3 separate regions of the Mus musculus genome follow, and regions 1 and 3 are each linked to region 2. Evidence: chromatin loops called from intact Hi-C (ENCODE). Cell type or tissue: left cerebral cortex. All regions are shown on one strand.

Region 1 (8,000 bases), 60 kb after region 2:
CAGGTTCAGCAAGCCACACATGCGCACACAGTCCCCCTCCTCCAGGATCAGGTCAGAGGACCCTGGAGGGTCACACACTGGACGGGAGCAAAGGACCCTGCTGGCCCCTCTGCGGAAGACCCTGTTGGTGGTGTGGTTGACTGGAGGTGGCTTGATGTAGTTCTCCAGAAAGTAGAGATCACAATCATAAAGGCTCCTCAGCAGGTCCCGGCTGGCACCTAGCATGACCCTGCGATCTGCGGGGCTCTTGCCCTGGGTGAACCGGGGGATGAGCGTGTTTTGGACGTGATAGAGCGGCTCGAACAGGTAGAAGACATCCATGTGCTGGTTGAAGAGCTGGCCCACAAAGGAAGAGCCACTGCGTGTGGTGGCCAGGATCAGGACGTGGGTCTTCCTGGAGAGGTTGTAGGAGAAGGTAGGGCCCTCCTCACACAGCCGCTCTGCCAAGCCAGTATCTGTCAGCCCAGGGCAAGTGTGGAAAGACTTGGCGGTGAAAGTGCGGATGGCTGTGTACTGGATGGCAATGGAGGCCAGGGCGAGGAGGAGGACAGCCTTCCAAGAACATTGCATGGCTGGGCACCGTCATGGGGCTGTTGCTCCAAGGCACCGGGTCTGTGGACAGGAGACAGGCAAGGGTAGGTGCTTCACACAGCCAAGAGCCACCACGGGGTCCAGGAAAACACCCAGTGTTCACACATCCCGTGAGACCTACAATACCTAGGCACTTGTCATTTTCTTGGTGACTCCCGGGAGCTTCAGAGAGCTAAACAGACCGACTCCCTGGACCCCAAGAGCTAAGAGAGTTGTGGTTGCAGAGGCCTCCCTGTTGAGCTCTGGTTTTCCTAGCCCAGCCTGCTTACTGTGTCAAAACCCAACTCTCCCAGCTTCCACACTTGGTGGGGCCAGAGGATGGCTCATGCCACACCCCGACACTGCCTGCGATCCCTGCCAGCATCTTCTAGTCCCACAGGCTGATACTCACCCACCCCCCACCCCAGACAATGATCTTTTTCTCTGTCTTCCTCTAACCCTTAAAGGAAAGATGCACACCAAATTCCCCTCCCCAAACACAAATCCGGGAGAGCAGAGACCCCTGTGCTCCATGAATTCTGACTTGACAGCAGAATCCAGCTGGGCCAGGAACTGTCCACGGTGGGTAGACCATGGCCTTGCTACCTTGCAAATGAGGGCACCCAGCTGCCTCCAGATGCCCAGTTACCTAGGCACCTGCAGTGTTATAAGTCAAATGGCCTAGCGCAAGGGCAGGGCCCAGAGGCTACTGGGATGGATCTCTCTGCATAGGACTCAGGGCTTGTTTCTGGCCCCAAGCTACTCCCCCAGCCCTTCAGTCCACAAAAGTGGAGGAGGGGGAGGGAGGAACCACAGGAAAATAGAAAAGGAAAGCCTATCCCATGGGCTCACAACAAGCAAGTCCCAAGCTTGTCACAAGGTAGGCCAGGGGATGCTGCCTCAGCCACCAGGTCCCGAGAGATGCCAGGGCTGCTTCCAGACTCAGTGCCAAGGACCTCAACACCTCCCAAAGAAGGACTGCTGTAAGGCGGACCAGTGATCTGCACAGCCCCGAGGCCAACAGGCTGTGGAGGCAGCAGGCAGGTTGGCTTGGGCACCAGTTCCTCTCTCCTTGCCCTTCTTCTGTGTCCCACAGTCTGCCCCCAGGCTATGACACGTGACTTTGCCTGCTCTCCACATTGACACTGTCTCGGGCGCTCCAGCCGACCTATCCTCACCCCTGAGCCGTGAAGCCCTAACTTTCAAGCTACAGCTTGCATATCCCACCCTTAACAAGCCATGCTCCTTCTGACCATCCCAGGGCTCCTGTGGGCAGGAGCCGGCTAGCATGTGCGCCCAAGTGTCTCAGGCGAGAAGCCCACGTGGGTCCTGTATTAGAAAGTCGTGGAAACAAGCCTCACCTTCTGGAATTCAACTGGTCCTGTGATGGAAGTGAGTCACCTCAGGCCTTCAGGTGGAGAAGGTAGCTCCAAAGGGACAGCTGGGGACAGGGGTCTTCTTCCAACCATATGCAGCACACACAGCAGTTACCTGAAAGCCAAAGGCAAACTTTACCAAGCCCAATAAAACACCAAAGCCAGTACAACTTCAGGTAATACCTACTAAGTGCTTGCACAGGGCTAAGGCCTTTAGCCAAACAAACAGATTCACTCTGTAAGCAGGTATAACCCACATCACGGGTAGCAGTGCCTGCTGGGGCCTATGACCTGCTTCAACCCCCATCTGGAGCCTGTATACCTCCCCTCTAAGACACATCTCATGCTTAAGCACACTTGGCCTTCAAACATGCACGTGATTCTGTCCCAGGCCACCCACAAACCAGCACAGGAGGGGCAAGGATAGGAGCAGGTAAGTTTATGAGTTCTGAGTCACAGACTGCATTTTATCCTTTTTGCCATGAGGTCCATGTATTGGTTGGCTCGTGGCTCGTGTGTAAGTTCATGGCTGGTGTGTAAGCTCGCATCCTTTGTATACATCCCTCCCACAATCTGCTGTGTTTCCTGGCTACTCTAGGAGACAAGTGAACCCCTGTCTCCCAAGCAAATAAGCATTGCCATCTTGGGCACCCTGTCATCCCTTACAAACTGTTCTGGTAGGGCAGGAGCCCACCCACTTCCATTGCTCAAATGGAGAATTTAAAGATCAGTCTATGGCTCACATGTGAGAAACATCAGGGGCCTGGGTCCTTCTGGATCAGGCTCAGACCTGTGCTCTCATCCCTTTACCATTGGCTCATTGTCCCCAGGAAGAATGGGGAGCTGCAGGCTCTGCTAGCCTGGGGAAATGCACAGGGTCTGAGCCAAAATGGCCATGCCTACCAGTGTTTGGACTCTGAGGCTCCTATTTAAAATGTAAAAAGCCATACTATGTGCAGAAATCAGCACCGAGTCACCACCAAGAGACAGTTAATAGGGCAAGCGGTCCAGTCCAGATTTTTAGTAAGAGTCTCTCAGTGTGTTCAAAGTCACACAATCTGGACCACACCCATCCTAACCCCTGTGGCAGAGGCCTCTGCCCCGTGGAGGGAAGGCTGAGAGTAATGGGGAGCCCTCTCTACTCAAATCCCAGGTCCCTGACAAGTGCCTCAAGGAATACCAGCCCCCTTGCTTCAGTTGTGAGGTCACTAAACTCAGCTGTGTTTCTTCATAGATGTCTACCAGCAGTCCAGACCAACAGGCACTAACCAAAAACTACATAGGAATTGATACCAAGGAAAGTCAGCACTCCCAAGGGGCTCCCAGTCTCCCACCCTCAGGCTCAGGTACACTGCCTCAACCCCAACCTCAAAGCTAGTATGTCAGCACTTCACAACCCACAGCAGGGAAAAAAGTTGAGGCTCTTTGGGTACAACAGCTTTTCCAAGTCCATGCCCCAAGAAGCGGGGAGAGACAAGATCCCAGCTCAGGCTAGGTGCTCTCCAAGTCATTTTCAAATCTCTTGGCTGGATCTGCTCCTGGCCCATCTCTTACTTCATTCCCTTTGGTTTGCATCAAAACAGCTTTTCTTGACCCTTAGGCCTGCAATTCCAACTTTAAAGACAGAATTACACAATGAGTGTTTCTTCAGAGGAGGGCCTTCCATCTTGCCCAGAAGGGAACAGATGGTTCGAGCTCTTTCTCCCAGTTTCCCTTCCACCCTGAAGAAACTCAAAGCCAGGCCTAAGGTGAGGGGACTCCTCAAGCTTCAGAGGGTACACTGTGGTCACCAGCTTGCAGCCTGGCTGAGTGCCATGTGCCCACCTTCCAGGAGGGCAAAGCCAGAGCATGAGAACAGGAAGGAGGATGTTGGAGCCCCTGAAAGTGCTCTGCTCTCCTGCCAGCCTGGCACAGCCAAGCCCAGAGCTGGCCAAGGGTCCTTGGTATGCTGGAGGCATCTGCCCTGGAAACCAAAGGCCCTGGAACCAGGTCCTCTGGTTCCCAGGCAAACCTTGGCCTCTGCAAGAGATTTCTCAATGCCCTGGTCCTCCCAAGCCAGACTTGGGGGCCCACGACCCTTCCTGGGCTTCTGTTATGGCCTCCCTCATTACTGGATCAAACCTTGGGCATAGGAGCCCAGAATCCCACCTTTTTGTTAGAAGACAGAGGACCTGGTGGCCAGCCTGGAGATGGCTTGGACTGCAGCTCTGTGGTCAGGTTGGGAGTGGAGAATGCTATACAGGGAAGCTCCAATCTGCAACTAAGGGCTCAAGCCTGCAGGTCAGAGGCTAAGCACACACTGGCTAGGCACCAGTTGGGCCTGAGCTTCACTTCCCCTGTCTATAAAGGTGGCCTAACCAGATCATTGTTTGCTAACTGACTTGATGCACTTATTCATGCCCAGCATTAGGACAAGATTCTGCTTTGTGTTTGACAAGTGACCTCTGACAACCTCTGACACCAGCCCCATGGAGCAACCCAGCTCCATTGTTTACCTGCTGGGAACCTTGCCTAGATTTCTGAATTTTGCTTTATGTCTTAGGGAAGCACCTCAGAACTAGTTACCTGTTACCCTTAGAGTCTGTTCTAACAGAGAGAGACCTCTGTAGGGCTTTACCCACCACTCCTCCTTCCCAAACCACTTGCCCTGCTAGAATTTTCTGTGCTAGGCTATTGTGATGGTATTTCTGCTTCCCTCTAGTGGCTAGAACTGGTAGTACAGCCTCCTAGCTCTCATCTTCTTACTGTGTGAGGAAGCCAAAGGTGCCACGGTGGGTGGAAGTATGATGCTGCAGATTGCAGTGAAGAGGGATGGTGGCTTCTGAGCCACGGAGATACTCTTCCTCAGCTGCACACCAAGAGGCAAGCAGCAATAGGCAGTCTGGCTTTACCCCTGCACGGCCCTCACGCTGCCCAGACTGAAGAAGCAGTGTTGAACAGAACACCACTAACAGGAGTGGCCTGCAGCTTCTGCCTGTCCCTAGATTGAGTGACACTGTGTGTCAAGACCTAAAGCTCTTTGTACCTGGGGTTTTCCTCCAAAACACTAACAAGGACCTCTCTGCCTTTGGAAGGACCTGCCCCATGTTCAGGGCCAGTTAAGGCTAAGTCCACCCCAGACAGAGGGAAGCCCTGTGAACTGTGGGAAAGCTCAAAGTCACTCTCCAGAAGAAATCAGTGCTCCCGTGTCTCTGCCATGCCCCACCAACCACCAGACCCAGCCTGATTCCCCATCTGACACTGTCCTCATAGGCCCAAGGACCCAAGGGCTCTGCCCTTCACCAAGTCCCTCTTGCCACCCTATGGGAATCTCAGCAAACCACAGCGAGGCAGTTTACCTTCCCTGTTCCACAGGCTCCTTGGAAACACAGTCCGTCTTCCCAGAAAATGCTTCCTGTGCCCAATTTTGCACACACAATTTGGAATCGTTTTGAAGCTCCTGAAGGGAGGGTGCAGGCTACTGCTCTACTCCACAGAACCTGGGCTCCCTCGTTCCTGACGCTATCATCCTGGGGCTGTCTTTCTGAACGAGGCAGACGATGCTTATGGAAACGAGCCAAAAGCAAACAAAGAAAACCACGTCAAGGAAAACCACAAAGCACGTGTGTCCAACTGTGCACACAACGCATGAACGGCCCCTGGAACCTTATGCACTATGCTAGTATGGCTGCCTGGGAGAAGAGGACCCAAGAGCCTATAAAGCAGTGGGCACAGTCTGCAATGAGCTTTAAGTTTATTTTCTGTGGAAATACAGTGACCATGTACCCATGGAGAGCTGGAGAGGTGTCTGAGGACAGGGTTGGTGACTGAGAACCATCCCTGTCACCTCACCCCAGCCTTGAGGCTTTCTTCTTCACCCCAATGACACTGCTTACCAGCCTTTCTCTCCACCCCACCCCCCTACCCCCAACTTTCAACACATCTTGTCAAGACTTCCTTGTCTTAGCACCAAGCATTAGCCCTGCTCAGGTGGACGTGAGGACCTGTGATTGGCTGCAGACTGCTGAGGTGGCCTCAGAGGGAGCTGGGAGTTGTGCAGGGAGTGGCTGAGGCTAAGCTTGCACAGGTGGCTTCTTTCTTCAAAATGCTCTTAAAGCGGCATGGGGAGCAGGGAACAGAGAGCCGGGGGAACATGAAGCTGAACATCCACTACCTGAGCAAACCCAGGACACAGAGATTCCAAGGCACCAGCATACTATGCAGACATCCAAGCAGGGGACAGAGGACTTGGGCAGGGAAGAAGTTAGCTAGATGGTAGCCTCGGGGAAACCACACGTTTTAACCTGCTTAGCCAGCCCTGACCCACCCACCATCGATGTTTATTTAGTTAAAGGCTAAAGAAACAGAAGAGCCAGGGGATTATATCCTCTCAAGTGAAACTCGGCCATGAAAATGAGGCAACAAGAACACAGGATTGTGAAAGCCTAAAAGAAGGGGCTGGGTCAGCTCTAATTGCCAATGTGTAGGCTTATGGGATAGAGCTTCCTGGCAGCCAATGAGAAAAGGGAAATAACTCAGTTACATGTTCCACAAGAGCCAAGAGATAGCAGTAAAGCATATGACCAAAAGACATCTGGCTGATTGATAGGGGCTGGGGTCACGAGATCTCCCAAGACGTCTCCAAAGCCACACAGCACCATGAACCCAAGATCCCACACAACCCACAAAAACCAAGGACCACTGAGTTCCCTGTGGCCGTGTGCTGGGGCAGCCTTCAGAATTAGCAGTCTGAAGAACACAGAGTGACCGTGCAGGAATGGTGACCAATCCAGGGAACACTGGAAGCAAAGAGCTTCCCCCTTGGTAACATGGCCGTGTCCACGTTAACCTCAGTAAGGTCTACAGGATCTGCATGACACAGCAAGGTGTTCGGCGAGCGACCTCTGGAGTTCTTAGACACAACCAGACCCTCTTTTGAACATCCCCAGAATGCAAGGCAGACCCAATCATACTGTCGCTAATCCTTTATCTTTTCACCGTAGGCAGAGCCGCCTGACGCGCTGAATGACATCTCCGGGCAGGTCATTCTAGTGACCATGACACTGGCACTAACACTTGTCACAAGCCCCTTTGTAAAGTAGGTAGGCACCAGAGGAAAGACCTGCACAGGGAGACTGGGTGAGACCCTCACTCCAGCTGTCTGATGGCTCAGAAGTTTGGAACAAGACTCTCAACCTCTACTGGCCTCTGTTGCTCTGAGGTACGAAATGAAAGAAAACAGAGCGATCACAGCCGGAAGCAAGAAGCTGGAAGCAGAGGGTGGAGCAGCTCAGCACAACCTGGGTACAGGCAAGACTCATGGAGGGGTGTCCACTGGTGTGAGCTCAGGGGCTAGCCTAGACCACAACAATCCTCGGAAAGGCTCACGGGTGTGGCTTGAGTCCCACCCGCAGGACCCTCAGCTTTCAGGAAAGGAAGCAACTCCTGTCAGGTGTCTGGTAGCCTGGGAGCAAAGCCTGCTGTGGGGTGAGTGACCATCCTCCTGTGCTGACACAAGGGCCTAGTGGACAGGAACCTGAGAGGAGAGATGAGTCAGAAGGCTGGTCCCTGTCTCAGCCGGGCCAGCCTGTGGGAGACGGAACTACTGCCCCAGCACTAGACGGGAAGGCCCTGGTTTCCTGCCCCCTCCCCCCCTCCTCAGCACAGCCATAGCCTGTCCAGTCAGAGTAATACTGAGGCCCCACCCATTGGATCCCGGCTTGGTCTGGGCTTCAGTCATCCACCCAAATCCACAGATGAAAAACTATCAACAGGAGCCTGAGCAGCCGCAGCCATTGCCCAGCTGGCAGCTGGCAGAGGGACCCCCTGTGCCTTCGTCCTTAGATCCTGGTCTCCAGCCACCTGTATGAGGCCCAACTGCCCTGTGTGTGCAAGAGATGGGGTTGAGATAGTGAGAGAGGATGGGGCACCTCTCAGGTGGGATGGAGCCGACCCAGAAATGACTATGGACCAAAAAAACCACAAAGAGGGGTTCTCCCTCATGCGGAGCAGAAAGGCCAAAACAAGTGGGAAGCAAATTCAGAAAAACAAACAAACAAACAAACAAAAAAAAAC
Region 2 (8,000 bases):
CTGCTGGCTCTTTGAAAGGAGCTTCATAGCTCTCCCTGCATTCCACCCCTACCCCAGCCTGAGCCAGTGGAAGGACCAGAGAGGTAACAAGGAGGGCTGGCTCCTCAGCCTGATGCCACCACACATGTGACCTTACCTGCCCCACAGAGCCCAGGCAGTTCCTCCAGCTCTGCATGGGACCAACCACTTGCCCTCCCCACTCTGTGGCCTTGAGACCCACACACGTGGAGATGTGTGGGACTCTTCACAGAATGCACTGGGGGAGGGGGTAAGATCAGACAGTGTGTGTTGTATTTAGTAGTTTCTGTGGAAAATAAAAGACCCTTTGAGTTTTTGCCCAGTGGCTGCCAACAATAAGTACTTATTTTCTGAGTGTATACATGTATGTATGGTGTATGTATTTATTGCATGCACATGAACATATGGTGCTTACAGTAGGATGATGGGTGCCTTCCTCTATACCTCTCTATCTTATGGCCTTGAGAGATAGGGTCTTTCACTGAACTGCAAACTCACCTTTCCCACTAATCTGGCCAACTACCTCTTTTCTGACTGAGCCATGTCTCTAGCTCCCAAACACTTATCTTTGAATGCAGAGGTCTTACAAGTATCTTGTGATCTATGCCAGCTTCTTCCAGGCATCTCTACTTCAGGATACAGACTCTGTACTCATGTGGGGATCCACAAAGGGGCTGACCACCTCATGATGAGGTCGCTGTATTAATCCATACAGCCTCTCCAGGTTTGGGCTCCACACTTGGCCAATATCAATCTCACCTACTTTCGGTTGGCCAAGCCAAGTCACTCGACTTGGATCCTGCAATGGGGCAAGGGTGAAGGCGTGGGCTCAGGGGAGAGGGAAGCAGCTATCTGCTGGGCAGAAATCCAGTCTATCAGAGCTTGTAAAGCCTTGGCACCATGCCTGTCTGTGACAGAACTCCGAATATGAATTCCTTTTCATACAACATTGCAACATTATTATGTTTTACGGCTCAGATTAATTCATTATAATTCACTGTAATAGCATCAGCCTTTTGGCTGATCGCACACGCCTTACTGTCCGGCTCCTGTGGGCCATGAGGTATCACACATGAATCAGCTCTCCCCTGATTCAGAAGCTTAATGCCTTTAAGCTTTTAAACTTTAATTATCTTGATGAAATTGTTTGTGGGGGTGTTTCACACCTTCCTACCTTTTTAACTAGAGCCCGCTGAGTGCCACTGAGCCCTTCACATTGATAGACTGGGGCCTCGGTGATGGGACCTGCCCAGGTTCTCTGCTGGCACACGGAGATGCTAAACCTGGTCTGTGCAGCACTGACTGGCCCAGCAGGGCACTCTTTACATTATGTCTACAACAAGTGGCCAGAGGACATCTGTCCTCTATGGATCTGCTTGTCAGGATCAGAAATGAAGAACCACAGACTCTGGCTAAACCCATTTTGGCCTCCCTAAAATCTGTTCTGATGGTTGCAGGGGTGGATTTTTTTCTAACAGACTATTCTAGTGGGTCTAATCTGAGTGTAGCTTCAGGAGCTCACGGTGCTCAAAGCACTTGAGAAGCAGTTAACCTACTCATCCTTCCCTGTGAGAGAGCCCGGTGGAAGTTTCACAGTAGCTGAGGAACTTCCCTTATCCCAGCCCCTCACCCTGCTTCCTTTTCTTTAGCCTTCATCTGCCCCTTCACACCCTTTCTCCAGAGTCCTTCTCTTTTCTGCCCATTTTGCTCCATCCTGCCTCCTCCTGTTCCCTCCCTCTTCTTTTCTTACTGTGGATAGAAGAGGCGTACCAACATTTAAACACATTCTAAAATAACTGGCTCATTCCTTCTGGTGCTGCTAGGCACCTCCTTCATCTTAAATTGCTTTGGGAACATGGGGGTGGTGGTGGAGCTCAGTTGGTAGAGTGCTTGCCTAGCCTGCAGAGAGTCCTGAGTTCGGTCTCCAGAATCACAGAAACTGGGTGTGGTAGTGCACACCTGTAATCCCAACACTCCAGCGGTGACAACAGGATGATCAGACGTTCAACATCATTCTTAGCCTTATAGCAAATTTGGGGCCAGCCTGAACCACATGAGACCCTACCTTAAAAGTGGAAATAAATTTTTAAAAAATCAAATCACAACTTGCTTCTGAAAACACTTGGGTTCTTGTCAGTCAACCTGTGGCTGTCTACCCCAACCCTTGGAGGTTAATTAAGTAAGCTCAGATGTCTTTCCAAATGTGCTAGGGATCACCTAGCTGTTCTGTGGAGGAGCTACGGCCTTGTGGAGCTGTCCTGGGTGCTGAAATGTTTCTCCTGCTCTGTTCTGCAAGCCATTGAAAGCGGTTGCTTTTCCTGCCCAGTCTTCTGAGCTGTTTAAAGTGGATACCAGAGCTTTTCGTTTCAGTTCTGTAACCTCATTGCTATGCCAGTGACAGATGTCTGTCTGCTTCGCTGGCCAGGATTTTTTTGGAAGGTGTTTAGGCCAAGAACAGTTGTCTATGGAAATAACCTCCAGGCTGTGACAAGCTAGCTCCTGAATTGGTTGCACAGAGACCTACGGCAGGGAGGAACCAAACTGACCAGTACCATGGTCTTACCTATACCCTCCACTTGCTAGATGCAGGATATTGGGATGGGCAATGTCTGTCCTATTCTGGACTCCAAAACCCACTTGGTAATGTGATCTACAAGATGGCAATCAACTCTCACGGGGGCATCTATAATTGTAAGGCCAGTTGGGGGGAGATGATAAAGTGGAGATAATGGTAAAGAGCCCTTTACAAAGAGTCAGGAGCTGTGCTTCATAACCTGCCACCAAAAGTTGTGTCATCTGGTGCCATGCTTTGACCTTCATCCCCAGACCTTCGAGAGGCTGGAAAGTCTAAAATCAAGCAGGCTTGTCTGGTGACACCTGCACTCCTCTTACAAGATGGTGTTTGAGGCTTCATCATTGGAGTGGGGTTACCATCTTGTGCTATCATGAGAAATGCAGAAGAGAAAGAGAACCCTGTGCCTCATGGAGCCTCTTCTAGGAGGAAGACTCCTTACTATATAGCCCAGGCTGGCCTCAAACTTTTGCCAACCCTTCAATCCCAGCTAATTGAGAAGACTGTCATGTTGGCTATTAAGTATCAATACCTGAACTTTGGAGGTGAGACATTTAAACCATAAAGGGATAAAGCAGGAGAAAGGGATCGCTTGCTCTCCTGCCAACTCCCTGCTGCTGCCCAGGGCTTCTGAGACAGGCTCTGCCCCCTTGGAACGAATGGTCCGGGTATAACAGACTAGAAAAGAGAGGAAGGAAAAGTGCCTTTCCCAAGGCAAACAAGCAAATAGCCTTTCCCATGCTTTCCTGACACTGGGAGATTTAAATGCAAAATGTCCCTGACGAACACCTGCATTTGAACATGCTGGCTAGTGGTGCTGTTTGGGGGGACTTGTGGAGCTTTTAGGAGGTGAGAACCTAGCTAAAGGTAGTCGGTGACCAGGAAGCAGGCTTTATAGGTTATGTCTCTGGCATTGTTTCCAGCCTGGATTCTGTTTTGATTCTCCCTCATCTAATCCGTATTCATTTATTCATTCATTTATTTTGAGATAGGATCTCTCAAGGTCCAAGTTGGCTTCGAGTTTATTACATAACAGGAGGAGCTTAGGCTTCTGTTTTTCCTACCCCCACCTCCAGAGTGCAGGAGTGTGCAGGACAGACTGGCCTTTACAGCCAGTTTGTATGTGGTGGTGAGGATCAAGTCCATGCTAAACAAGCACACCACCCACTGAGCCACACCCCTATGCCACCACTGATCACTCTACAGTCAAATTACCAGTATGCCCTCATAATGGCTGACCTCCCCGGAGCAGGGACTCTGTGACAGGCACAATCACATGCTTCTCCTCCCTGAAGCCCAAGGAGGGAAGGACTGATATTAGTGCACGCTAGTGGCTAAGGCTGCTAACTCTGAAGCTGGTACGCAACTAACCACCCCAAGGTCAAGGGCTAAAATTCCATAGCTATATTCTCTCCATGTCTATGGCCCTTGCTCATGCTGGCAGCTATTATGCTGTCCTAACTTTTCCCCTTAAGTATAGTTATATATGTATTTCATGCCTCTCTCTCTCTCTCTCTCTCTCTCTCTCTCTCTCTCTCTCTCTCTCTCTGTGTGTGTGTGTGTGTGTGTGTGTGTGTGTGTGTGTGTGTGTGTGTGTGTGTGTTTGGCGGTCAGAGGGCGACTTGTGATTCTCTCCTTCCACTATTTGGGTCACTGTAGTCTCCCCTCCCCCAGCCTGAAACCTCCCGACAGGAGGCCGAAGACTAGCCTCAGCTTTACAATTTGCATTTGAATAAAGTACCTGGACTTCCCCAAAAGAAGTTCTGCTTTCCTACTTTCTCACTGTCGAGATTTTGTCTTTCAAGCAGGTAAATCAACATTCTCGAGCCGGACCAGCAGATGTGCATCCCCGCCCCCCTAGAGCACACAGGTGGCAGCTGTTATCTCCATTCTCAGGACATTTCCAGCACGTGGCTTTCAGTCTGAGCTAAAAATTAGGTTTACCAAGAGGGCTAGAAAAGTAGCTATTTCTATATTAATAAAGATTGGTTTTTATTTTGATAGACAGGCTTGGTCCCTTAGCTGACCTCTGGCTTTTCACCCTTGCTGTTACTGCAATGTGTCCTTAGCTCCTTAGGCTGTGAAAAAAACAGGGATGAAGAGGAACGACTTCCAGCTCCTATTTTAGCCACAAATCGTGGTGTTACTAATGACATAATTATTGCTGAGGCCTTGCTAAATCTGAGGTTGATAATTCTCCTTTAGGAGCTGCACAGCACTCAGAACTGTACATACTGGTTTGTGATCGTACAAATTCAGTATGGGTATCGCTTGGTGCAGAGAGCTACTGCAGGGGAAGGTCCAGCTTGACCATTTCTGAGTTTCCTGTGAGATAAACCCGGTTTGAAAGAGGTTGGTATCAAATTTTGGCTAAAAACCAAAAATATTTTCGGCTCTGCCTCCCCTCCCCAAAAGATACTGAGAGCCACAGGTGTGGGTCTTAACAGTACCCACGGGAGGAATCGGGTCAATGTCCACCCAAGCCAAGGTTAAAAGCCCACTCATCTATGGATGAGAAAATCATTTGATCACCTCAGTTAAGCGTTGCCGTATTTAACTTAATTAATAGGGGGGGAGAGAGATTGGAGACCGTACTATTGAAAGGGCAAGCCCTTCACTGTCTCCCACCCAAATAAAAAAGCCAATTGGCCTTGTACTACAGAACCCCTTCTCCCTGTTTCCCACCTATCATCCAAAAATGCGGAGGAATATCAACTTAGTGTTATTCTTATTATAGTGTATTTCAAATTTGTTCAGTCAAACTTAGCCAGAGTTCCAACGCCCTACTTAAAATTCAACTAGAAAGTTACCTACCAAGTACTAATTAGCATCATAAAGTCAGAGCCTGCAGCTCCAGGCTTTTCAGTTAGTTGTTTACTAAGATAAGAAAGGACAGTCTTAAGCCAGATACAGTTTACCATAAGAAAAGTTAAAGAATCCCAGGGAAGCAGGTTTTTTCTTTAGCCCTAGATTCCAGGCAGAACTATTGAGCATAGATAATTTTTCCCCTCTCAGGCCAGCTTTTTCTTTTTTTTTAATTTTGTTAATAAAAGGGAGGAAATGTAGTCTCCCCTCCCCCAGCCTGAAACCTGCTTGCTCAGGGGTGGAGCTTCCTGCTCATTCGTTCTGCCACGCCCACTGCTGGAACCTGCGGAGCCACACACGTGCACCTTTCTACTGGACCAGAGATTATTCGGCGGGAATCGGGTACCCTCCCCCTTCCTTCATAACTAGTGTCGCAACAATAAAATTTGAGCTTTGATCAGAATAACTGTCTTGGCTACATTTCTTTCTCTCGCCACCTAGCCCCTCTTCTCTTCCAGGTTTCCAAAATGCCTTTCCAGGCTAGAACCCAGGTTGTGGTCTGCTGGCCAGACACAACAGGTCACAGGGACCAAATTCAGATCATCAGGCTTGATGACAAGTGTCTTTACCAGCTGAGCCATCTCTCCTTCCCTGGCATTCTTTTAACAAGGACTAGAAGGCAGCGAGAGGCAGCTCTGCCTTCCTCTTGGCACTGGCTTCAGGTCATTCCAGGCAGCCCTAGGGCACCAGGACAGCACCAAGTTGCACATGGGGCAGGAGAGCAGCTATGGCCAGGCTGCCCGTGGAGTCCTGGAGCTCTGCCCGAGCATTAACAGCCATGCTGAGTGCATGCACCCCTCCAGTGAAGCAGCCTACCAGGGGCTTCCAGGACTCAGGCTGGAGAGCTCCGGGCAGATTTATCCTCCCAGAGGTCAGACAGCAGCTGTATTTCACCACAGGGCCGGCGAAGGCCCTCAGAGCCCAGAATTATGTTTCTATCAAATATCCATTTGTATGGTTTATGGGCTCCTGATGACCTGAAGCCACTGGATCTTGCCAGACACAAGCTCTCATGCCCGTGTGTTCTTGTACTCTCTGTGGACGGTCCACTGCATGTAGGAAAAAGATGGGGATACCCTGTGTCCTCATTTAGATCTGTTCCCTCACTAGGTCACTCCAGTATGCCAAGATTAGAAGCAACAAGGTCAAAAACTTTCAGTGACTTCCCCAAAGCTGAGCAGACCCTACAGATGTCACCCAGGGGTGCTGATTGTCATGCTGCAGCCTTCCCTGAAGGACTGTCCTTGACTGACTGCAGATGCTGCATTCAGAGGCCATAGGAGGTCACCCCAGACTCAAGGCAGCCAGGGCCCTGTGACTAAGCAAGGATGTTATCACAGTTCCTGCCTTAACTGTCTGCAGAGCAGGCCAAGGCCCAGCTGCTGCTGTTAAGCTCACACCACTCCCTGCCTGCTGTTCCCCTGTCCTGCACCCCTTCCCTGAGCACCCCCTCCCAGTCCCAACAAAACAACCATCTCAGCTCAGCTTCTCGGAAACCCAACCCAGACCATAGAACCCCTGGTTTTTTTCATTCCTGCTGGCCAGTTTTCTGAAATGCTTCTGGCAGGAATGTTAGGGGACAGTTACCTCTTAGACCCTGGGGGACACTTCCTCAGCAATGTCAGGGGAGGCCGGATAGCAGTTTCTACCTTTGCTGTCACCGGTCATTACTGGGTGTCCCCCAACAGGACTGCAATGCCTGTGGATTGGTAAAGGGCATGGAGATAAACCACTCTAGAGACAGCTTCAGGGGACAGCATCTGCTTTATTGTACACGAGCAACTACTTACATTGTGGAAGCCTACTGTCTGTGATTGGTCAGCACATTACCTTCCACTGGATGGAGAACGCCAGGGTCGCTATGCAAAATAACATAGAGAATGGAGACCCATTCACAGGCCAGCTACTGGCTACTCATGCTACTTCAGCATCCAGTGCTCTGACTTCTGGGACTACTCAGGAGCATGGTGTGCCATGCTTCTTCCTTATATGTGCAGTGCTCCAAGTAGGCTGACTGTGGGGCATGTCTGCATTTTCTTCCCTACGTACCTTGTTACCCATATGAGCAGGAAGTGACTTGTCTACAACCAAAGATGGTTGGGAAGCTCAGTCATGAGGCACAGGCCTGACTCCTAATCCCAGGTTCTGTTTGGTACATTCAGTTTGTCCTCACAGGAGCCTGGGTAGCCCAAGGAGTGACAAGATGTAAGAGTGCCTTGCCTTTGGCAACCTCCCAGGATCTTCTGCCAGAGCTCACAGACCCTCCTCCAGGTATACAACTCAGACTCCTGCTCTTTTGGGCCACCCTAGTCCCTCTGGGGTTTCTTCTTCTCCCTCTTTACCTCCCCACTATGGCTGTAAGCATTCCTGAAGTCCAGAGCCACAGATCACTACTGATGTCCACACAGTGACACTTTCCTTAGCAAAGAAAACTCTGAGCTTTCAAGGACACAGGTGGGAAAGAGTCCCCTCCAAGCTTGACTGCGTCCTGTGTGGATGCCTCGCTCTGATTAATGTCACCTCACTTTCTTAACCTCCAAAGACA
Region 3 (8,000 bases), 180 kb after region 2:
CGGTCCACTGCCCCACACTGAGGGATGGAGTCAACTGGGGAAAATGGAGCAAATGCAGCCCGAGCTCCACGGGAGCCTGTGTGGGGCATGTAATAACATGTGCCCAGGGCCACCAGGTCTGCTGCCCTTCCAAGGGTTCCAGAAATCAAGTTACTGCACAGAATCTCCCTATTTGTACATGTCGGCTCAGCATCTAAGACAAAGGACAAACACTCCAACAAACAGAATGTCACGGCTCCCTGGCTGACCCACTGACCACAGTCACAGCCTCCCCCGATCCAATCCCATCAGCTCACAAAGGCTCGCTGGAGTGTGAACTCCCAGGCTGCAGGACTGACGGTGTTTCTGTGTCTGGTGGTGCCAGGGCTGGCACCGACATGTACGGTCAGACTTTGGGAACATGGGAATGGAAGCCGTTCCCATAAGAAAAGATGCTGGCTCCTGCTTCTCTCTCCCAGCCCTGCTCATAGCCTCTGTTTAGAAACAGTTTCCAGGGCTGCAGAGATGGGTCAGTCACTTGTTATGCGAGCATGAGGATCTGAGTTCAGATCTCCAACAACCAGGGGTGGCGACTTGTCAGTAAGGCCAAGGTGAGTGGTCCCATGGGCCCTGGAGGCCATTGTCCAGCTAGCCTAGATGGACAGAGGGGCCCCAGGTTCCACAAGAGAACCTGCCTCAAAAAAAGAGGAGGTACCGTGACTGAGGAAAACACCAGATCTCAACCTCCCCGTGAGCACATGCAGACACCCACATGAACACACACAATGCAGTTTCCCACCAGGCTTGCTCATGTATGCCTATAATCCCACACCTATAATACAAGGAGGCAGAAACAGGAGGGTGGAGAGGCCATAGCCATCCTGGGCTAATAGGCTGGAGACTAGCCCAGACTACAAAGTCATAGATAGATAGATAGATAGATAGATAGATAGATAGATAGATAGATAGATAGATATAGTTTTACACACACACACACACACACACACACACACACACACACGGAGAGGGAGGTGGAGGAGAGAGATCATTGTTCCTCATTGCACTCCAGCCCCATGGAGCCAGAATCTTAGCAGACAGAGGTTAGAAATCTATATTTATTATTTGTATATGTGTAGATGTTTTACCTGCCTATATGTCTATGTCCTGGGTGCATGCAGTACCCACAGAGGCTAGGGAAGAGCATCAGACCCTCCGGGACTGGAGTGATAGATGGTTGTGAGCCTCCATGTGGGTGCTGGAAACTGAACCCAGGTCCTTTCAAAGAACACCATTGCTGTTCATCACTGAGCCATTTCTCCAGCCTCAGAAATCTATACTTTCAGTAATTTTGAAACTTGTGTGGCAGTCCCTTCAGAAGTTAAACTTGGAGGCCAGAGCCTCTAGGTGCCAGAACTATACAGAGTCTGTGAGGAAGTTAAGAAGTATCTACAAGAAGAAGTGGTATGTGAAAGGTGAATAGCCCAAATGTCCGTCAGGTGGTGCACAGACAGTGTGGTACTGCCCCTCCACCCACCCACCCACCCACCCACTCGGTTATTATGTGGCTTCAAACAAGGAATGAGGTGAAGTAATTTGTATCAACGTATAGATGAATCTTGATTTAAGAAAAAAAAAGTGCATACAAGAAAGAAGCCGTTCATTCCTGGCATGCAACTCCACTTGGTGGCATTTCCAGAATGAGTGCCCAGAGCGCTTACCACCTGCTGAAGAAGGGGACAAGAAGGAATAGCTGCTGATGGAGAAACGGTTCTTCTTGGGAACATAATAAAAACATTCCGGAACCAAATATGGCAATGGTTGCGCAAGCCTGAAATGCACTAAATTCCATGCTGTCAACTGTGTGTGGATTATATTAAAAATAGCCCACTCTCCAGCATCTTACCCGGTGGAGTGTATCCATGCTAGAGAAGATGAAGCAAGAAAGAAAATAAAGAGGACAGAGGGGGAGAGCCAAGAGCTAAGCAGCAGATAGCGCTGGAAGAGAGCCCACAGCCCAGTGGTCTGCGCTCCAGTCAGAGCTGCAGCAGGCGAGTGAGCGCCTGATGCCTGGCTTGTTGACAGAAGGATCCCACGCTCATTCCCCTCCCTTCAGATTTCCCATCTTAACGCCCTGCAGTCTCAGGGACCCTGCCATGACTCTAGGGCTTGGCTGCTCCAGTAGAGCTCATCCAGCTTGCAGAGTCGTGGGTCCGTCCCTGCCTTAGTAACACATAAGCAGACACAGCGATGTACACCTGTAAGCCCAGCACTTTGTGGGTAAAGACAGGAGAAGCAGGAGTTAAAGATCGTCCTCAGCTATGGAGAGAGTCTAGGTCAGCTTGTGATATGCGAGACCTGGTCTAAAAAGAAATTAAACAGAAAACGAAAAGGAACAAACAAAATCCTCCAAGAAGACAGTAACAGTAAAATTCATGCCAAGTTGTTTCTCACTGGCAGAAGGTAGGCAACTGGGAGCCTGGGGAGATGGCTTATCAGATAAGCCTGAGGGCCTGAGTTCAGCAGCTATGTATAAGCTACGGGCACAGTGGTACATGCCTTTGATTTCAGCAGAAGTGGGCAGGTTTCTGTGGGCTTGAGGTCCAGGTCTATATAGTGAATTCCAGGCCAGTCAGGGCTACATAATGAGACCCTCCCCCATCTCAAAAAAAAAAATGCTGGATGTGGCTATGCACCTGCTAAGTCAGGGCTATGAAGGGGCAGAGACAGGAGGACAGGGGTGGAGGGCTGGCAGTAGTCTAGCTTCAGGCTCAATGGGACTGGATCTCACAGGAGTAAAAAGGTAGAGAGATGTAGAGCAGGACACACGGCATGGTCTCCATGCATGCACAGACACATACCCTACATACAACACCACATATACATGCAGATAGAAGATAAAAACAGATACTAATGGCAAAGAAAGTGGGAGCACATATCTGCTAAGAAGTGCTATATCATAGTCGTGATTGGTCACGTGGAGGGACACAGGGAAGAAGGGAGTATCTGGCACTTAGTGGAGAGTGGGGGAGTATAAAGGCCACCTGGGGTGGGGACACTTAGCTCCCTGAGGACAAAACTTTCAACTGACAAACTGGATCAAACTGGATCGTCTCCAGTCTCCTCTCTGACGTCAGTATTCACTGCCAAGGGAAAAATAAGTCAAATGCCAGGGAGGGCCCAGCACATGCCTCCCCAGACCCACAGTCAGCATCTCCAAGACAAGGCCGATCCCACATGCCTCACAGAAGGCGTGTTACCTCAGAGATGAGTGTCTACACCTAACACGCATGATCTCAACCTGACATTGAAGAAAATCTTGGCAAACCCACGCAGGAATCTTTCATAACAGAAATGACCAGTGCCCTCTCAGAGGGTCCAGGTCATGCCAGAGAAGAGCCAAGGCCCTGCCAGAGCAGATCGGAGCTGTGAGCACTGCCTGCTGCCTGAATCCTGGCCTGGATCCCAGAAGGGAAAAGGGCCATTGATAGCAAAGACGGTGAGATCTGAATAAAGTCTGCGCATTCACGGATGGCATCACACCCAGACGATTTCCTTGGTTTGGGTCACGGTGTTCTGATGACATGAGGTGTTAGAGAAGGAAGAAAGGATGGAGAAAGCACTATTGCTGAGTGAAAGTCACTCGCTCTGTAACCTCACTGACTTTCCTCCAGGTCTAAAACTGTTTTGAAATTAAAAAAAAAAAAAAGTCAACATATCCTGCGATTTGAATAAGGGATTTTTAAAATCAGCCGAGCACTGGCTGTTATCTTCGGTATGAGACTGAGTGGTGTTCGCCCCGGGTTCAGGTCCCTCTGCAATCACAGCAGATAACTGGGGCTGGAAAAGGGGTGAGGATCTTTTCAGGTGTAACTAAGCTGTGGTCAAACTGCAGTAGAATGGAACCTGGTGGCAGGTGTCTTTGCAAGAAGGCCTTTGAACACACATGCACAAACTCGGAGACCCCTATGTCAATGGCCACAGAGATCTACAAGCCAAACAACACTGAGCATCTCCGGTAACCAGCAGATGCTATGGTAACCAGCAGATGCTATGGAGAGAACGCTGGCTAGGTTCCTATTGAGAAACTGCAATGGAAGAACCCCCTCGCCTGGATATCATGCTTCCAGCTTCCAGACTGTGAAGGAATACACTTCAGTTGTCTGCAGCACTTGGGATTGTGTTACAGTAGCCCATCTCACCCGTGGTTTTGCTTTCCAAGGTTCAGTTATCTGTAGCTAGATGCAATTCAAAATAGCAAGTGGAATATCCCAGAAATATACACTTGATAGGTTTCAAACATCTTGAGATTTCTAAGTAGGAACATGGAATCTTATCCTGCCCCACTCTCTCAACCTTTGCTCAGAGTATCTACACTGTATACACTACCCACCTGTTAGTTACACCGCTGTTTCTGCCATGGGATTGATTTCCACAGTATCACTAGCCTTATGCTATATGCAGCGTGCCCATACTGTATACTACCTGCCCACTAGGTACTTAGCCATGACTTTTATTAAGTTTACTATCATAATCAGTTTTTAAAGCTTTATTTATTTATTTTATGTGTATGAGTACACTGCCACTCTCTTCAGACACACGAGAAAAGACCATCAGATCCCATTACAGATGGTTGTGAGCCACCATGGGGTTGTTGGGAATTGAACTCAGGACCTCTGGAGTAGCAGTAGCAGTGGTTAAGTTAGTTCTTAACCACTAAGCCATCTCTCCAGCCTCCAGGGCTTATGTTTTATATACTATATCCACACTGTATACAGTACCTTTTAGGCACTTAGCTATCTCTGTCATCTAATCGACTATCATAGTATTATATGTGTACACACACACACACACACATACATACACGTAGTATTATAGGGTCTGTGTTTTCTTCAGTGCAGCCACACTGAGGCACTTAGTTGTCTCATAAACATTATCGTGTCACAGCTTATGTCTAAATAATCTTTGTTTTACTTGATATAGCAATCTTAGTTCATCATTCATTATTGTTGTCTCTTTCTGTATCTAATTTATAAGTTAGACTTTACCACAACTATGTATATAGAGAAGAAGAGTATAGCATTCATAGAGTTCATTATTGTCAGTGGTTTCAGATATTCATGGGAGTCAAGAATCCATCCCTTGAGGATACAAGAGAATTCCTTCCTGTGTTGCATCAGTCCTAGCAGTGTAGCACACTCTTGGTAGCACCCCTCCTGAGGCCCTGTACTCCTACTTGGCCTAGGACGCCCCCTATAGGCCAAGGAGAGGCCCTCCTCACAGCCTGGTTGGCTGAGGAAATCCAACATACTCCTTATATAATGCAACCTCTGAGGTCGGTAGGTGCCAGGACAGTGGTAGGGTTCTCTCCTCTGGCTTTGCCTGGCAAAAGGAAGATAAATGGTTACTACTAACTGTTGTCTTCCAGGAGAAACTGTGCCGTTAGACCTGAATGGGGGGAGGGAGCCATCATGCTCCAGCAGGGGGGCCAGCCTCTGTATGGGAGGCAAGATGGACAGACAAAGGCGCAGGTCCAGCGAAGAGCGCCTGGATCAAGCTGCACCCGAAACGCTCATCGCTTCTGGACTTTTTCGACTTTTCTAGTTTGAGTCAGAGAAGTTTCCTCTTTCTGCTCCCGAGACTGAAAGAGCCCTGTCTCAGGTAGAGCTAAATGCCCAGAGACTGAGCCATCAACAGGCTTAGGACCATCACCATACCTCAGCTCTGTTTCCGTGCTGCCTTCTCTCTTAGGCTGGCTCTGCTTTCCCATCCAAAGATAACGTCTAAAAGTCCGAATCCAGCCGAGCCACTTCCGTGGGAGGAATAGTTCTTTACTGGTCAGCGTTTATCACACCAGTGCTGTGTAACAAGCAGTTCTGAAAGCTCAGTCACTGACTACAATTTTTCTTTTCACTCTCATAAATATGTGGGTCATGGGTCATGCTGAACTCCAAGCTTCAGCTGGCCTTAGTGAACTCTCCGTCCTGAGCCTCCCAGGGGAAGCTGCCATGGCCAATGGGGCAAACGCCCCTCAAAGTGGCAGTCAGGGGGAAATCACGCATGGTGCTTCCTTCGGGTCTGACTGGCTTGTCACTGCTGGACAGTTTCCATAGACAGAAGCAGAACAGACGGCAGAGCCCTTGGTGGCTCAGAGGGGAAGCCTATCTCCCACTGCAAGGACAGCAGGGAGGACCGAAGGGGCCTTTGTCCACAGACAATGTTATCTTTCTCAAGAGAATTTCCTTGAACTAGGTCCCTCAGCTGATGCAGGGTGCCTACCCTCCCTGTTGTGCCTTGGCAAGAGAGAGGTCGGGAGGCTCACAGGGCACCGTAGCCATCATCAATGCAACAGAGCCTTTGTAGGCAGTCAGTCAACAAATTCGTGAACTGCCTAGACTGGCACTCAGTGGCTCTCAAGGCACATGTCCGTCTGCTGAGAAAGTTGGGGAAAGCACAGGTTCCATGTTGGTGGGTCTAAGCAGAGCCTGGAAGTCATTTCTATGAAGACCCCACTGGGTACAAAAAGACCAGATGAGTCTCTCAGCCTTCAAACACTACTTTTGCATCTGCAAAATAGCAATCCACCTGCCATGTAGACTGGCAGGGCTGGGACGTGGGATGCGGTGCATGGCGGCCTAGCCATTGCCCTTCATCCACCCTACGCTCCCCAACTCCCTGCCTCCAGGAAAGAGCTCACAGTCTGGCAAGTATTGCTGCATTTCCCATTAACGGCCCTAAACGCTCCCTGTAATACCGTTGATGTGATCCCCAAGACTCAATTACAGTTATCAGGCAATTAGGCGCACCACAGCGAGGTGATTGCAAAATTAATGCCGGCCCCATCCAGCGGCTTTGGATCTTCCCATGATTCCACCATCCCACATCTGGGAGATGACAGCTGATCTCCCTAGGAGAAAAACTGTTCTTAGGAGAGAACCCTACAGCTGAGAGCCCTCACTTGCTGAGGGGCTGCAGAACAGGTAAAGTAAGGCAAAGGCAAGCAGGCTGAGCTGGGCAGCTGTCCATGCCTTCCTGACTGATATCATCCCCTTTTAGAGAGAGAAACAAGTCCTCCCTGCCTTCAGTTGTTAGGAAAATAGTCTGTGTGTTGCCTCACTGGGTCTCCAGGGGCTCCTGTCTGAGCCTCTGTGTCCTCAGCTGGGAGGGACAGGGATAGTAAGTCATGGCCAGCCTGTGAATTGGACCAGAGGGCAGTATGAAAGGGGATTCGGAGTTTGCTGTGGACAGCTCCATGTCTTAGTGACCATCTGCACCCTCAGGGGACACTTCGCAGGTCTCTGTCCTTGGGTGACCATGGCACAGTCGTGTTTAACCCCCTTTGGGAGACAGAAGTTTGCAGGTATCTGGATGCATAGAAAGGAGAATCAACTTCTGAATGTGGATTTAAGTGAACTTTGACCCGTACTGTTAATGAAAACAAGGCACACACATGCATGCTCACTGGTGACACCTTAGAATCAATCCCCTAGCCTCCAGGCTCAGCCCCACCAGACCCTTTGTAGTTGAGCCTGTGGTTCCACAACTGTCCACAAGACGGCGCTCCCACTCTAGTAGTCCCCGGACCCTAATGCATTGCTATTCAAAACGGAGCCAGGACTTGGTTGTCAAAAGAGAGAAAACGCGGCTGCGGAGGGGAGGGCGAGTGTTCTAGCTCCCACCCAGTGATCCCTGCCCTATTTCTTACAGCGAATTATGGTCTGAAACAGGGAGTCGGGAAAATCTGTAGTCACCATCCTGTTTGGAGCTTAAAGACAAGGGAAGCCAAAGTTATGAAAAGTGAGTTTTCGGGTTTTTCAGACGATCCCTCAGTTACTGACTCTGTGGCCACAAGTAGATTACGTAGCTTCTCTATCCCTCTGTTTCCTCAGTTCCTCCCCAGTTTCTGTGCAAACCCACTTAACATCTACAAGTGTCTATATATTCAGATCACTGGCTGCTTTCCTAATGCAGGTCTCATTTCAGCAGCGACACACACACACACACAGAGGCACACACACATAAGC

Evidence for each region. Peaks named below come from ENCODE experiments on the same cell type or tissue, not always from the same donor. Only the 100,000 strongest peaks of a DNase experiment are listed, where the experiment ranks them.
Region 1: it touches region 2 in a loop (2.6-fold over the local background); 4 of 42 quality-filtered maps call a loop at or near these places.
Region 3: a loop joins it to region 2, with 2.8 times the contacts of the local background. A loop is called at or near these places in 2 of 42 quality-filtered maps.

Annotation. Positions count from the first base shown.
Region 1 is chr2:92,605,755-92,613,754 of GRCm38, reverse strand. Chst1 (carbohydrate sulfotransferase 1) reads right to left here. Exons shown (of 3, transcript NM_023850.2): 2 at 1,932-2,061; 3 at 1-612. The coding sequence starts at 570. Among named protein-coding and RNA genes, the nearest start is that of Chst1, 10 kb to the right of the region's middle. In left cerebral cortex, a CTCF peak has its summit at 4,661 (motif pointing left); DNase peaks (open chromatin) are centred at 3,807, 4,680, 5,301, 7,560 and 1 more place; H3K27ac peaks cover 5,959 bases.
Region 2 is chr2:92,666,158-92,674,157 of GRCm38, reverse strand. No RefSeq gene overlaps it. Among named protein-coding and RNA genes, the nearest start is that of Chst1, 70 kb to the right of the region's middle. In left cerebral cortex, no CTCF peak of the experiment used is centred here; DNase peaks (open chromatin) are centred at 905, 1,826, 2,357 and 3,550; H3K27ac peaks cover 3,963 bases.
Region 3 is chr2:92,486,132-92,494,131 of GRCm38, reverse strand. No RefSeq gene overlaps it. Among named protein-coding and RNA genes, the nearest start is that of Slc35c1, 30 kb to the right of the region's middle. In left cerebral cortex, CTCF peaks have their summits at 5,237 (motif pointing left) and 7,520 (motif pointing right); DNase peaks (open chromatin) are centred at 1,851, 3,351, 4,064 and 7,543; H3K27ac peaks cover 1,684 bases.